Regions from separate parts of the Homo sapiens genome. Here region 2 is linked to region 1. A link is an interaction called in ENCODE POLR2A ChIA-PET data of the cell type or tissue named here. Cell type or tissue: PC-9. All regions are shown on one strand.

Evidence for each region. Peaks named below come from ENCODE experiments on the same cell type or tissue, not always from the same donor. Only the 100,000 strongest peaks of a DNase experiment are listed, where the experiment ranks them.
Region 2: POLR2A ChIA-PET joins it to region 1 with 12 read pairs; 2 of 35 experiments call an interaction of 5 or more read pairs at or near these places.

What each region holds. Positions count from the first base shown.
Region 1 is chr3:106,038,646-106,046,645 of GRCh38, forward strand. No RefSeq gene overlaps it. Among named protein-coding and RNA genes, the nearest start is that of CBLB, 170 kb to the left of the region's middle. In PC-9, no CTCF peak of the experiment used is centred here; no DNase peak of the experiment used is centred here.
Region 2 is chr3:106,116,989-106,124,988 of GRCh38, forward strand. No RefSeq gene overlaps it. Among named protein-coding and RNA genes, the nearest start is that of CBLB, 250 kb to the left of the region's middle. In PC-9, a CTCF peak has its summit at 5,053; DNase peaks (open chromatin) are centred at 693 and 4,713; H3K27ac peaks cover 2,696 bases.

The DNA of each region.
Region 1 (8,000 bases):
AGACTGAAGAAGCTATTGGAAAGATGTCCGTTTTCTCCAGGTTGATTTATGGATTCAATACCATCACAATAAAAATCCCAACAATTTTTAGAAATTATTAAGTTGATTCCAAAATTATCAATTACAATTTTGAATAAAAACTTGAATATCAGGATTTATTATAAAGCAACCACAATTAAAACGTTATGTTATTTGCAGGAGGTGAGACAAACCAGAATAGAGATAAAACAGGTCAGAGATGATATAAAGAGGCTTATATTTGTTGTTACATAATTATCACAAAGTGACAGTGGGGGAAAACATGATCTTTTCAAAAAGTAGTGCTAGATCAAGTAGATAGTTACATAAAAATGAATCTTGACTCCTACTGTTTCACTATATAAAAAGATTAAGTATGAAAGGCAAAAAAAAGCTTATAGAATATAGAGAAATATCTTCATGAACTTAGGATAGTAAAAGATTTCTTTAAAAGAGTACAAAAGTATTACTATAAAGACTCATAAATTGGATTACAATAATATTAGTAACTCACATTTATCAAAAAATAAAAGGCAGTCAGAGTGGGAAAATCTTTTAGCAATATAAAATACATGTAGTTTGCAATGGATTCATAGGCAAAATAGATAAATAACTTCTACAAATAATAAAAAGACAGAAAACCCAATAAAATTATGTCTTGTAAGCAGGCCCTTTCCAAAAGTCTCAAATATACCTATAAAAAGATGGTCAACCTCATTAATTATCAGGAAAATAAAAACTGAAATCAGAATTCACAGGTTTCAAGAAACTTAGTAATTTTTACTAGCTGGGCACACTCCATTTGGTTTCAATGTCTAGGAATAGTCCTCTGTGGCACTAGGCTTCACCCTCTGGATTTGAGGCTGTGTCCTCAGTCATTCTTCTTTTTCACAAGTAGAACATGTTTGTAGCTGCATAGTTTTATCAGTCTGTTTCACGACTATAGAAAGAAGGCCAGGCAGTCTTCTTTCATTTTGTATTTTCTCTCCCTCTTTCAGTTCAATCTGGCAGTGTTTCTGTTGGTATAAAACTTTCAATAAATTTTGTGGGTCTCCTGTGTATGTCACAGGGATTCAACTCACTAGAAAAAAGGTTTATCTACAGATTTTCCTGCATACTCTCATCGATATGTTTGATTTTTGCTGAGAGGATGGGAGAGGAGGCAAAACCCTTCAATTTCTAAGATGTTCTCTTGTTTAAGAAAGTTTGTGAGCAACACCCTTAACCTCTTCAGAGAACCTTTTGTATGACTGAATACTTTTAATCTTTCTGAAATATTAGCAGAAGATTATGCAGCCATACCTCTGCTTACTCACTAGAGCATTCTTTCCTAACAATGAATCTCTTAATATTGGTGCTTTTGTTTTTTTTTGCAACGTAGATAACTGAGAACTTTCAAAGTCCTCAATTCATAGCCTCATTTTGTTTAACAGCTTTTCCTTCAATTGTGTCTCTTTTCATACTTTAAGCAGCAAGAAGCAACGAGGCCATACGTTCAATATTTCACTCGAAAATCTCTTGAACTAAATTTCAGTTTCACTTTTTTTTTTTACAGATTCTGTTTTACACATAAATGTATAACAAAATTATGCTAAATTTTCTATCACAATATGATAAAAATCCCCTTTCCCTCAGTTTCAAATAGCTTGTTGCTCATTTTCTACTAAGTCTTCACTGGCAGCACCTTTCATATTTGTATTTCTAGTTACAGTCTTTTCAAGACAATCTCGGCTTTTTCTCTCTGCCTTCTCAAAATTCTTCCAGTTTCCACTCAGTGCCCCATTCCAAAGTCAATTCTACTTTCACATTTTTCTACTCATTACAACAACATTCTACTTTCAGGTACCAAAATCTATGTTAATTTTCTATTGTAGGCCTAGCAAATTACTGTAAATGTTGTGGCTTAAGCATCACAAATTATTATATTTCTGTGGGTCACAAGTGTGGTATGGGTCTCAATAAACCAAAACCAAGGTGTCAACAGTCCTCACTGCTTTTTGAAGGATTCAGGAAATAATCTCTTTTCCATTTATTTAAGTTGGTGGTAGAAATCAGTTCCTTCAGTTTGTAAGATTGAAATCCTTGTTTTCTTTCTGGTCTTAAACTGAGAATGACTTCCAGATTCTAGCTGTCACCAGCTTTTGGCTGCCTTCCTCTATCTTTAAAGCCAGCAAGTAGCCAGTTAACTTTATCTTATCCCACATCTTCCTGAAACGTCTTCCATGTAGTGGTTATACCTCTTTCTGACCACAGCTAAGAAAAGTTCTCTGTTTTAAAGGATTTATAAAGTTAGAATGGACCGACTCAGATAATCCAGGATAATCTTTTAATTTCAAGGTCCTCAATCATAATCACCTCTTCAAAATCTCTTTTACCATGCAAGATGACATATTCATAGGTTCTGAGGATTAGGGAGTGGACATCTTTGGGGCCCTCTTTCTGCCTACCACACTAACCATTTCAATAATTACGTTAATCATGAATGACCCAAACATTCCAATTAAATATAAATAGGAAAGGTTTCTGAATAAATACAAAAAAGACTCAACTATACTCTGCCTCTAAGAGACAAACAACTATGAAAATGCAGTTAAGCTGAAGGTAAATGGATAGAAAAGATATACCATGCAACCCTCAAGAATAAGAAGGCTATATAGTAGCTATATTAATGTCAGATAAAATAGATTTCAAAACAAAAATATCATCAAGTATAAAAAGAAATACTTCAAAAAGATAATTTTATGGTTAATTCATTAAGAAGATATACAATTATAAACAGAGCTTCAAATTATACAAAGCAAACATGTACATAATTAAAAGGAGGAATAGAGAATTGCATAATCACCTATTTAAAACCTCTCTCACAGCAATTGATAGAGCTATACAAAAGATTTTTATATATATAGAAGGTTTAAACAACACCATCAATCAATCACCATAATTTAATTAATATTTAATAGATTACCATATCAAACAACTGTAGAATACACACTCTTTCCAAATGCAATGGTAATTTTAGCAGAACATATCATGTTCTAGGTTATAAAACAATCTCAATAAATGTTTAAAACATCTGCACAGATTACTTCTAACAAAAGGTAATAAAGGGAAAAATGAGGAAAGCAATGGCATATAGGTCAGCAAAGAGAATAGCTACCCTGTCTTCTTTTCAATTAGAGTAGAATTTATTGTGTTTCCACAAGAAGCAGTGCACTTTTTAGCACCAAGAAATCTGTGTTAAAGGACTTTAAAAAAAAAGAAAAGAAAGAAAATTTAATGTTGTATTTTACAGCAACTGGGGAATTTTGAACACATGGATTTACTTCTCTATATCAAATATTGAAATCAATAAACACTTTAATGTTTTCTAGATGATATTTAAGAAAAATGCCTCAGAGTTTTTGTCTTTCTAGCTATAATTGCTTAAATAAAACAGACTTCCTAAGGAGTATCCCAATTATGATTTCTCTATCCTCTAAACTATTAGAAAGAACATCCAAACACCATCCACAAATGCAGTCATCAAGAGCTTTGTATTCCCATTAGTTCTGAGACCAGTTGAAACATTTATTTCTAACAAATGAGTTTTTAATGTAAATGTTTCCCAGTAATGGAAATATCTCACTGAAAACCTACAGCTTAAAATAAGATAATGTGGATGAAAACATTTTATAAACTGTGTAGTTCTATGGAAATATAATCATTATATATTTTATTGACATAGTATCAATATGCCATGTGAGACCTTTATTTTATAAGCTCAAGTATAATATTAAATTCTCTAGGATTGTAACCTAATATAGTGATATGGTTTTGCTGTGTGTCTCCACCCAAATCTTATCTTGAATTTTAATCCCCATTTGTTGAAGGATAGACATGATTGGATTATGGGGGCTGTTTTCTCCATGCTGTTCCTGTGATAGTGAGTGAATTCTCACGAGATCTGATGGTTTTATGAATGGCAGTTTTTCCTGCATTCCCACAGGCTCTCCCTTGCCTGCCACCATGTAAGACGTGCCTCTTCTCCTCCGACCATAATTGTAAGCTTCCTGAGGCTGCCTCAGCCATGCAGAACTGTGAGTCAATTAAACCTCTTTCCTTTACAAATTACCTAGTCTCAGGTATTTCTTTATAGCTGTTTGAAAATGGAGTAATAGATATAGTAAAAATCCAAATCATTTCTGTTAAAATGGAAGAAAAAATGCATTTCTGAAGACACATAAATATCATATACGTTATTGATAAAAGTTACTTATGAGAAAGTAAATTAATATTTTATTTATGAAATACTGTCCTTCAGTGTTCAGCCTAGGTGTCTTCTCCTCCAGGAATCCTTCTTAACCTAACTGACTGTGATGGTTAATTTTGTGTCAACATGATAGGGCTATGAAGTGTCCAGACACTTTATCAACCATTATTTTGGTGTGTCTGTAAGAGTATTTCTTAATGAGATTGACATTTAAATCATAAACTGAGTAAGGAGATTGCCCCCCTGAATGTGTATGGGCCTCATCCAATCAACTGAAGACCTGAATAGAACATAAGGTTTGATTAGGAGGAAACTTCTTTAGCTTCACTTTTGGAGCTGAAACACTAGTTTTTCCTTCCCCTTAAACCAGAACTTATACCCATCAGCTCTTTTGGTTCTCTGACTTTTGGATTTGAACTGGAACTACACTATTGGCCTTCCTGGGTCTCTAGCTTGCCAATTGCAGATCTTGGGATGGATTTCTTAGCCTCTATAATCATGTGAGCCAATTCCTTTTAATAAATTTTTTCTCTCTCAATCTTACTGGTTTGTTTTCACTGGAGAACCCAGACTACTCACTATTTCCAAGGTAGCTACAATTTGAAATCTATGCTTTTAGCTCTTTCTCTGTCTCTCTGTATAGAACATCACTCTATATTATATTTGTCTCTTAGTTTTAAGTTCTGAGAAGTCAGGAATAATGGCCATCTTCTTTATCCTTTATCCATGGTCTTAATATGGTGCCTGACATATACTATGCACTGAATAATATTTGTTGAATAAATGAAAGAATAGATGAAGTTTAGCATTTTCAATCACAACAGAATCAAGTTTACTTTTATAAGAGCCACTTCTTTATGTATTTTAGCTATTATTGGCAATAGGTAAGTTAAACCCAGGTAGACATTTCTGACTCTGATTTTTATGTCATTAAATCCTTCAGGCTACGTATGTAGCAATGTATTGTTTTCTATTTGCATTTTCAGTTACAAATCTTTTCAGGAACATGGCTTTTTGATACATACTTCTTGTGACGAAACTAGACATTCTGATGGACTTGGGCATTTCTATTCCCAGTTTGGTACAGAAGCAATTAGAGATCAAGTGTGCGGAAAGAAAAAAAAATCAGCATGGAGGGACTATGCTCCTCTTTCATTCCACTCAGCCGCTTGTTCAAAGTGAGATGATCATCTTCCCATAATAATTAGAAGCAGTCATGGCTACAGATAAATAATTATCATTATTAAAAATTCCTGATCTTAAAATAATTTCAATTGATCATTTTTTATGATTGCATTGGTTACCCCAGATAAAAAATTAAGCATGTTAGTAAATACTTTGGCATGCAGACATACATCAATATTTTTTCCTTTTGTTTGTGTATGTGTATTAATAGAATTTTTTAAAAGTAGGTCAAGGGTGGTTAAAATTACCCTGTTTTCTTCTTTATTTTTTTCTGTAAATTTTTTAAAACAACACTTAAAACCAAATGTCTAGATTTGGTACACATCAATAGAAAATACAAACAAGAAATAGAATGAACAGAGACCATTATTGATCCTTTACACAAAAGGAATTATTTTCTTTGGTCTTGGCTTTAAAAAGTGGTGTTTTCTCCCCCTTCCCTTCCTTTTCAATGAAGAAACCAACGAATCATTGTGTATGAGCTGAAGCTGCAAGGAATTACTGAAAAAGACCTGGAAAAAAAAAAGCATTATACCAAAGAGAGAAACACATTTCAAGTCAGGCTTATCTCCAGGATTTAGGCACATGCATCTTTTACTGTGTGCTGAATGAATGAGGTTGAATAAAAGCCTGCATTGATGATGCCTTACACCCCCAACCACATTACTAAAATCCTTCTTTTTCTATAGAAATTGCCCAGTGTTCCATTCCTTTTATTCTCTACATTGTTGTACCATAAACACCTAGTTTAAATGAACATGTGATGCCATTTTATAAGGCCTCTGGGGAGCGATTTATTTAAGTACGTGTTATAGCAAGAGGAAAAACTTGACACCCATTATGCCAGCATACTCCTCCATGTAAACAATGACATTTATATTCCTCTAAAGACTGATATTTATAATTCTAAATTTTAAACTAAAGTTGCAAGAAATAAGCTTTCCTTTTTTCAAAAAGACTATTCCAGTGTCTCCAGTCCATAAAGTATCATGAATGCATTTCTTTCACTTACTTATTGTACATGCTATTAGTCCATTTTCTGTTGCTTGTAACAGAATAATTGAAACTGGGTAATTTATAAAGAACAGGAATTTATTTCTTACAGTTATGGAGGCTGAGAATTCCAAGGTCAAGGAGTCCCATCTGTTGAGACGCTTCTTGCTGATGGGGACTCTCTGAAGAGTCCTAGTGGGTATCACGTGGACAGGGGACTGAGCATGCTAATGTGCTAGCTCAAGTCTCTCTTTCTCTTTTTATAAAGCCACCAGTTCCACTGCCATGATAACCCATTGATCCACAAATGGATTTATCTATTCATAAAGGCAGAGCCCTCATGATCCAATTACATCTTAAAGGCCCTGGTTCTCAATACTCCCACATTGAGGGTTAAGCTTCAACATGAGTTTTGTTGGGGAATATTCAAACCATAGAATGCACATTTATCAAAAAAAATACTTTTTTTTTTTTTGAGACAGAGTCTCATTCTGTCGCCCAGGCTGCTGTGCAGTGGTGCCATCTTGGCTCATGGCAAGCTCTGCCTCCCGGGTTCACGCCATTGTCCTGCCTCAGCCTCCTGAGTAGCTGGGACTACAGGCACCCGCCAGCACGCCCGGGTAATTTTTTTTGTATTTTTGGTAGAGACGGGGTTTCACTGTGTTAGCCAGGATGGTCTCAATCTCTTGACCTCGTGATCCGCCCGCCTCGGCTTCCCAAAGTGCTGGAGTTACAGGCATGAGCCACTGCACCTGGCTCATCATACATTTTTTTTTTAAAGCTCAACCTTCGCAACTAGCATTTTTTACTATTTACCATCATTGTTCATTTTAAGTAGAAACAGTTTTGATGTCAGCTTTCTTCACTTGATATGATATCATATACATTTTACTCTGATTTTACATTCTGTTCTTAATATCTTATTGTAAGCATATATATATATAATTTTCAAAGCCATTAAAGCTATTTACATTTTTTTCTTATGAATCACACTGTAATAAACTGTGCAGATAAGTTTTCATAATTTGAGTGAGATAAAATTTTAGGAATAGAATGCTATTTTAATGACCTTCTTTCCTGAATGTAAGAAGTTGAGTCAGTATCTCAATTTAGTCACTTTCTTTCTGAAATGGATAAGTAAAATCCAAGTCTTTTACACAACTTCACAACAGGTTAATAACTCAGCCTTAGTGTCACTAGGCTCAGGTCTTCATTCAATCTCCAACACATATATGACTTTTGGGAAGTCATGTTGTACCTCCTGTGATTCTTAGTTATCTCATTTTAAAATGGAAATGGCAACTTCTGGTTTCTGGTCCTGCATGTAAGGAGCTTAGCGATCATCACTTTATTCTAAAAACAAGTAAAAAGCCAAGGAATCAGGAACACGGCTACCCCTAAAACTGGAGAGACATACAGGTGGATGCAAAGAACTACTGCTCAGAGCAGAAACCCACGAGCAGAAATCTGTGGAACCGCTGTCAGGGTAGGGAAAACTGAATGTTAATTGACCAATTGCTGGGGACTTAGTGTGTAGACAACCCTGAGAGTTAAA
Region 2 (8,000 bases), 78 kb after region 1:
ACCCCACACCAGCATCTATTGTTGAGTGTTTACAGTTCCTGAAGCCCTAGTGTGTGTGTGTTACAGTGTGCTCTTTTAGCTTAGCCATCTGCAGGTGGCTTGTGTTAATCAGCTCAATGAGACCCTCTGCCTTGTCACAAGGACAGAGGGCTTTCTGTATCCTGGGTTCCTGCCTTGGTGTACTAGAAAAATCAGATTACACATGGGCTTGGAGAATGAGTGTAAGGTTTTATTGAGTGGAGGTAGCTGTCAGCAGATGGATGGGGAGCCAGAAGGGGAGGCAGTGGGAAAGTGGTCTTCCCCTGGAGTCTGGCTGCCCCTAACCGGCTTCCTCGTTGTCCCACGGTAGATGGCCTGCTGGCATCTGTTGGTGTCTGACTGTATGCTCTACCACTCCTCTACTCCTCTCAACGTTCACCGCCTATGTGCTCTTTTGCTGGTGTGTTCCTCTTGATGTCCAGACAATTGTGTGCATGCCCGCTAGGGTCTCAGGATTTTTATAGGCACAGAATGGGAGGCGTGGCAGGCCAGAGTGGTCTTGGAAAATGCAATTTTGGGTGTGGAAACAGGAGTGCCTATCCTCACCTAGATTCTTGGGTATAGGCTGGAGGGTGGAGCCCTCACCAGGGACCACACCCTTTTCTACTCAGCACTTCCCTGCCCCCATCCTGTATGACTGGGATTACAGGCATGAGCCCAGTCCTGTTTTTCGTGTTTTATTTTAGTTTTCAGAAGCTTGGTAATGATGTGTCTTGGCATAGATATCTGTGGGGTTATCATAGTTGGTGTTTGCTTAACGTCTTGAATCTATAGGTGTATGTCTCATCAAATTTGGGAAGTTTTCAATATTTATTATTTTGTTTGTTTTATTTTGATTTTTTGAGGTAGGGTCTACTCCGTATCCCAGACTGTAGTGCAGTGGCATAATCACAGCTCACTGCAACCTCAAACTCCTGAGCTCAAGCAATCCTCTGACCTCAGCCTCTTGAGTAGCTGGGACTACAGATGCATGCCACCATATCCAACTAATTTTTTGTTTCTGTTTTTGTAGAGATGGGGTCTCACTATATTTCTCAGGTTTGTCTCAAACTCCTGGGCTCAAGCAACCTTCTCGCCTTGGCCTCTGGTATTACAGGCATGAGCCACCATGCCAGGTCCATTATTTCTTTAAATATTTTTTCAGCCCCACATTTTCTCCCCTCTCTTTTCAATTTTTCAGATGACACAAATGTTAATTCATGTATTATAATCCTATATGTCATTGAGGCATTTTTTGTTTGGTTGGTTGGTTTGGCTTGTTTTCTTTCGGTCTATTTTCTCGCTATTCTTCTATATTCCAGTTCACTGACTGTTTTTTTCTGCCCCTCTATCCTGCTACTGAGCCTATCCACCAAGTATTTTATTTTTTGTGTTGTATTTTTCAGTTCTAAAATTTCCATTTTGTTCTTCTTTATTTTTTCTTTGTCTTTGTTGAGGCTTTCAATTTCTTTGCTGATAATTTCTAGTTTTCAGTTTATTTCAAACATGTTCATCATTGCTTTTAAAACAAACATGTTGTGACTGCTTCAAAATCTTTGTCAAATAATTCTAACATCTCTGTTATCTTGATGCTAGCATGTTCATTCTGGCTTTTAATATGAGTTATTTTTTATCAAAATGTGCACTTTTAAAATGTTAAGACACAGAATCTCATTTTAACCTTCTGCTGTCACTGGATTTCTCCAATAGCACTCCAGAGTCTGTCTCTTTACTACCGAGTGGAAGTAAAAGTCCAGGTTCCCTACTCAAGTCTCCACTGCCACCTGAGATGGGGAAACCCTCTTTACTACTAGGTGGATATGGGAGTTTCAGCCCCCCGCTTGTATATTTTCCAGTGACACCATGCATCATGTACAGGTGTCCTTGTTACTAACAGGTGATGTTGAAAGTCCTGACTGTCCCCTGGACCTCCTCTACTAATACCCAAGGGAGGAATGGGAGAAGCACCTCATTGCTGCTGCACTGGGGTGGAAGCCCAGGCTTACCATGTGTTCTCCATTGACACTGGGATGGGAGCTGGGCTCACTAATACTGACGGGGGTCATGAAGGTCTCATCTCTCTACTTGGTCTTCTCTGATACCACTCTGTTGGGGCTGTGGGCACACCTTTTTATAGGCAGGAGAGAATGGAGTCAGAATTACCCATTTAGACTTTGCTGACATGGAGGATAGGACCAGTTTTTTTTTCTGTGTTATTTGACTAGGATAGAGCAGTTATTGTCTGAGAAATTGTCCATATTTCTTGTGTGCCCCAAGGTTTTTAGTACTCTTAGTGGGAGGAATAGGGAAATGTTCATCTATTTCCTCTTCCTGGAAGCAGTCTCAAGACTTGAAAGACAAAAACAAAAACAAACAAACAAAAAAATGGAAACAATTCTTCACTGATTTAGGACTCATGCTCCCCCATTCAGTCAAATCCAAATTCTATATTGTATTTCATTCTAGAAACAGAAATCTCCCCACTCCTTTTCATTCCTAAAGGTTTAAAAATAAATCCTCTAGGCTTTTTCCATCCCTCAAGCTGATTTTTCTTACTCTGACATTAATAAATGCTTTCATCAAATGGCACTTGATCAGATGGTTTGTGTGACCTGATAGGGTGACACAGAACCTCTTTTCAAACTGACAGAGTATTCAAAGGCTTTACTCTTTCCAGAAGTAAAGCTGCTTTGTAAATGCCAGATTCTTTTAAAATTGTGTTCCTTGCAACTGCATGTATTATTCATCTGACTGAAGTATCCCACACTGTCAAGGGGGAAAATTGCAAGAAATCCATCTTTGAGCTTTCCTTTGATGCTGTGAGAAGATTCAGAATGAGTGGACTGGAAGATGATTGTATTTTTCCTTTACCTTTTGGTTAAACTGATGATATCTGCCGCATGCTTTATATCACCATGTGACATGTCTCCCAGGAGGATGACCCTGAGAGTTTGAGTCACCCAAGAAAAAAGAAGTAAGTCATGAGATCCAAGTGTCACTGAGGAGTTACCCATGCTGACAAACAGCTACACACATTTCTGTAGCTCTGCCCATAATGCTTTTTGAATGGGGCACCAAGCAACTTACTTGATAAAGTAGTAATAGCAGCAGACGCTGCAAAGTGCCTAGATATGTTCTTCCTAGTACACAATTTACAAGGCCAGGTCTTAAATGAGATAGAATGATACAAAGGTAAGACTGGAAAAGCCTTTACTGGTCATGAATCATAACCTCTTTACCTATCCTGCCATTCTACAGGTGAGAAGACCAGGAAGTTTCAGTGACTTGCCCAGTGGCAAATAATGGCAAAACTAAGACTTACGTCCAGATTTCTAGTTTTAAGCCCTTGTTCTTTCATACACACCATACGGTCACATAAAATGACTTTTAAAATGCTGGCCGACTATTCTAAAGTAGACAGAAAATTATCAAACTACCATAGAAGTGCAATCTATGTGACCTTTGGGAACTGATTCCCATAAGCCAAGAGTGTGATGACTAAGGCATTCAAAAACACGGAGGAGCTGCAGGAAATGGGCTGTGATTCATTTAGTGGGTCCCTGTGACAATCTATTCCCAAGTTGTCTTTATGGTCAGCTAGAAAGTGAGCCAAACCTGGACCCCTCTGCGGTCTCTACAAATCATAGAGTACAGCACAATTTACCCTTCCAAAGTGGGTCCTAGTTGAGCAATAGTTTAGAATTCCTTTCTGATTCAATTTTGGAGAATGACCTCTAACTGACCTAAATTCTCCTGAAGCCTAAAATTGTATGTAGTTTCCATCTTCTTTTGCTACCCTAAATTATGAAGCTCTTCTGCACAGCTGTTTAAAAAGTTGGATTCTATACAGAGTTATCAGGGACTATTTGTACATTAAATGGGTTTTTTTATGTTTAAATATAACCGGCATGCATATGAAGGGTTCAATATCTGTTTATGAGTTCATACAATCAAAACATGTTTTATGAAATGTATTTGATGTTAAATGCCACTTTGTATAAGTGTGTTATTATTTGCCATCAGAAAAAAAGGATGTAAAAATGCCATATGGAAGCAAGAGACTAAATTTTTTTTATAATTATATTTTACTTAATCCCCAAATCGGGGCACCTGGTAAGTAAATATTAATACGTGCAACCTGGACCCCCAAAAGATCCAGATCTCATGATTGTCAGAAACTTGGGGAAACTAAGTTCTCTTAAGAAGATCTATTAGTTCCTCAAAGTCCTTATTGTGGAAATGATTAGAATTCTCTTAATTTTTTCCCTGAGTATTTTTTGAAACTTTTACATCTATTAGACCTTGGTTTTTGCAAATATTTGACAATCTTTCAAATCTAATAGCACATAAAAAGCAATAAACAAACATAGGTTGAATAAGTGAGGAAAGCAGGAGTTTATCTGGTAGACAATAAGAGGGCCAGTGGGGGGCCTTAATATAAGTTTGTTGGGGGACATTTATCCATAGGTAGTTCTTGCATCTGCCTATTTTCTGAACAAAGGTATTGATAGCTTTGTTCCTTATTGTCTTTTCAAGGATGTTTGTATGGTAAATAGCCTTGGAAAAGAGAGAGTGTATGTGTCTCTGTCTAGGGCAGAGGGAAGATTTGTTTTCTCTCCAAGATAATAAAGATAATGTTTCCCTCCAGGATAAAAGTTGGGCAGGTTGACTAGCTGGTCTTTCGGGAGATTGAGATTTTCTTAACCTAGGATTCCTAAGGTGTGACACGTATTTACTATGTGTACAGCATTTCCTCGAGCCATTCTGCATTACCCCCTGGGACTTTGGAGGCAAGGGGGACTAATGGGAACATATAATTATGCCCTCTGTCTCTGACCCAAGGGTCTCATGCCATCTACTAGTATCTATGAAACTGTGGCAAGCTAACATACTAGCTTGAAAGCAGAGTAAAACCTCAGACTTTTCATAGTTCTTATTTACAGGTGATACTAACATTCAAATGCTACATTTCCACATCTTACCTATGAGACCTACCTTAGCAATCTAAACTGAGTGCTTCTATAAGGAGCCACAATAGCTAGAAAAAGAAACAGGATTAAAAATGATGAAGGTGCTCTACCTCCTGGTCAACTATGGTAATATTTCAATTTAAGACCCTGTCCTATATTTCACACTTTCATCAAGGCCATATATAAATGTTAGAGTGACACTGATGGTGATCTTGAAAGGGAATGAGAGAGACATTTCCCATATAAATGTTGCCATGGGCACAACAATTCTATTCTCTGCTTTCCTAAACTCTGGGTGTTCTTTCAGTGGCTTCCAGCACCCATTGACATTTCCTGTCCAGAACTATAATTTTATCTTGCCATTCTGGCTCTTTTGTCATAAATGTTAAAACTTTTCTGAATACAGTTAGTAAGATATATCAAAGAACGTTAATTTATAGGTTAAAATCTAAGCTCAAAAACACCAAGCCCTATTTTGCCTTTCCTGGTATTAGAAGATGGGGAACTTCTCTGTTTCTTACAATAATACAGATTTGATTGTAAGGATAAATGCACAGGAGCAGTTGGATACAGATATATAATTGAAATGAATAAGTTACTTAGAGAAAATGCTTGAACTATGCTGTCGATAGGCTAGCCACTAGTCATGTATGGCTACAGAGTACTTGAAATGTGGCTACTCCAAATTGTCATGTTGTAAGTGTAAAGACACTGATTTTGAAGACCGATTACCAAACAAAATGTAAATACTCATTAATATATTTTTATATTGATTTCATGTTGAAATGATAATACTTTAGATATGTTGGGTTAAATAAAATACAATATTAAAATGATTTTTGTTTCTTTTTTACCTTTTTTTCATGGCTACTAGAAAACTTAAAAATTATATATATGATTTTTTTTGTATTCTATTTCTATTGGACGCTGCTGTGCTGGACTATTCCTTGCCATCTACCTTAGTGATATAAACTGAGTGGGGCTATAAGAAATCTTAGGGCTGATCCAATAGTTATAAACTAAATCATGTCAACTGTTAAACAATTGATGAAAGACTTAAATCACTTGAGGACTTTCAAATAGAGTGCAGTTTCTTTAGGGCAAAGGTCATTATATTAATAGATTGTCATAACTTTCCTTTTCCCTACTGACGATTAGTATCTCACTTAGCTTAATAATTTTTGTGAGTTGAATGAATAATAAGAAACTCCAGGAAAAAGAAAACCTACAAGTGTGGCGTTTTGGAATATGAGGAGATTGTACATATTAATTCCAAACAGGATGCCTGCATATTCTATTACTTCTCTTAGCCGTCATTTGTAGTCTTCATTTCAGACAGCAGCCTTACGGTGCAATTTATCTATCCATAGATCTTTCTGGTTTTTTTTTAAGAAATCTAAGCTGGGAATGCTTGTTTTTTCTCATGCATATTCACTTCTTTTAGAACACATAGGATAGTAATGGGGGTTAATTAAAGTGAGAATCACTTGTGCACAGATAAGTAAGTTAATAGATTCATAAGCAAAAAAAAAATTTTTTTTCTTAAGATTGTGACCTTATAAAGTCATTCAATAAGTTTTTGTGTGTAGGGACATAGAAAGTCCTAACAGATAGGACAAAGAAGCAGTTTCCATGACGCCCTTGTGCTATCTTCATATCTTGCTTTATCTGCTTGTGGGAAATTCTACCAGTGAACAGGGAGAGATGTTCCCAAAATGTAAGATCCATGGCCATTAGCACTCATGTATGTTGTGGCAGAAATTAATGGCTGGCATATGAGAGGCAGGGGTAAAGAAAGCAGCAGTATTCTAAGATCTATAAAGCATATTTGGTGTGTTCTTTGTTAGGTTTAATCAATAGTGATGCTGGTAAATGAAGGATAATTAACACATAGCAGTTATGTTATAAATACTAATATAAACTTACTTTGTGATAAGCCATTTATATTATATGGTTTTTAAAGATACCTAAGAGGAGAGATGTTATCCCTTTTTTTATAATTAAAAATAGCCTAACTTTGAGAGAGAGGTTAAGTGTCGTGCCTAGAGATAGGCTATGATCTGAGTGTTTTTATTTCCCCCCAAATTCATATGTTGAAATCCTCACTCCCAAGTTTATAGTATCAGGAGATGGGACTTTGGGCGGGGGTGGTGGTGGTGATTAGGTCATAAAAGAAATTAGTTGCTTTATCAAAGAGGCAGGAGAGATATTCCTTGCTTATTCCCCTGTGTGAGGACACAGTAAGAAGGCACTGTCTACAAGCAAGAAAGCTGGCCCCCGCCAGACAATGAATGGTGCCTTGATCTTGGACTTCCCAGCTTCCAGAACTGTGGGAAATAAATTATTGTTGTTAATAAGTCACCCAGTCTGTAGTATTTTGTTATAGCAGTCCACTGGACTAAGACAGGACATAATGCTTCTCAGGAAAAGAGTCAAAATTCGAAACCATGTCTAGGCTAACTCCAAAGTCCCTGCTTTCTATTAAACACATTCCACCTCCTCTCCAATGTAACAATGGCATTATTATAATAATAATAATGATAGAGGAAAAACACAAATAGTGTCCACTGCATTATCCTTACAATTACCTGTTGTTTCTGCCTTCCTCCATTTCTCCTTCTCTTCCTCCCTCCCTCGCTTCTCCTGATCCTCTTCCCCATCTCCTACTCTGGCTTTTACTATTTCTCACTCTCCCTTTCCTCTCCTTCTCCCCCTAATAATTCTCCCTTTCTTTTTCTAGTTTCATTCATTTTTCCTTCCCTCTTTTCCAGCTTTTACTACCTAAGCTGCAGTCCTCTCAACACCCTCTGGGAACCTTGAGTTGTGATAAAGTCTGGTTGCTAAAGCAATGCAAATGGCTATTGCAATAACTCAAGAGGCCAATATAGCCCCAAATTTCCTTAGACTTGAAGATAATTTTTCCACAAAATACTACAGATGTTCTATTAGCATAGAATCCTAGAATGGCAGAGCTGGAAGGGAACTTGGAACTTACCTAGCCTGATACCTACA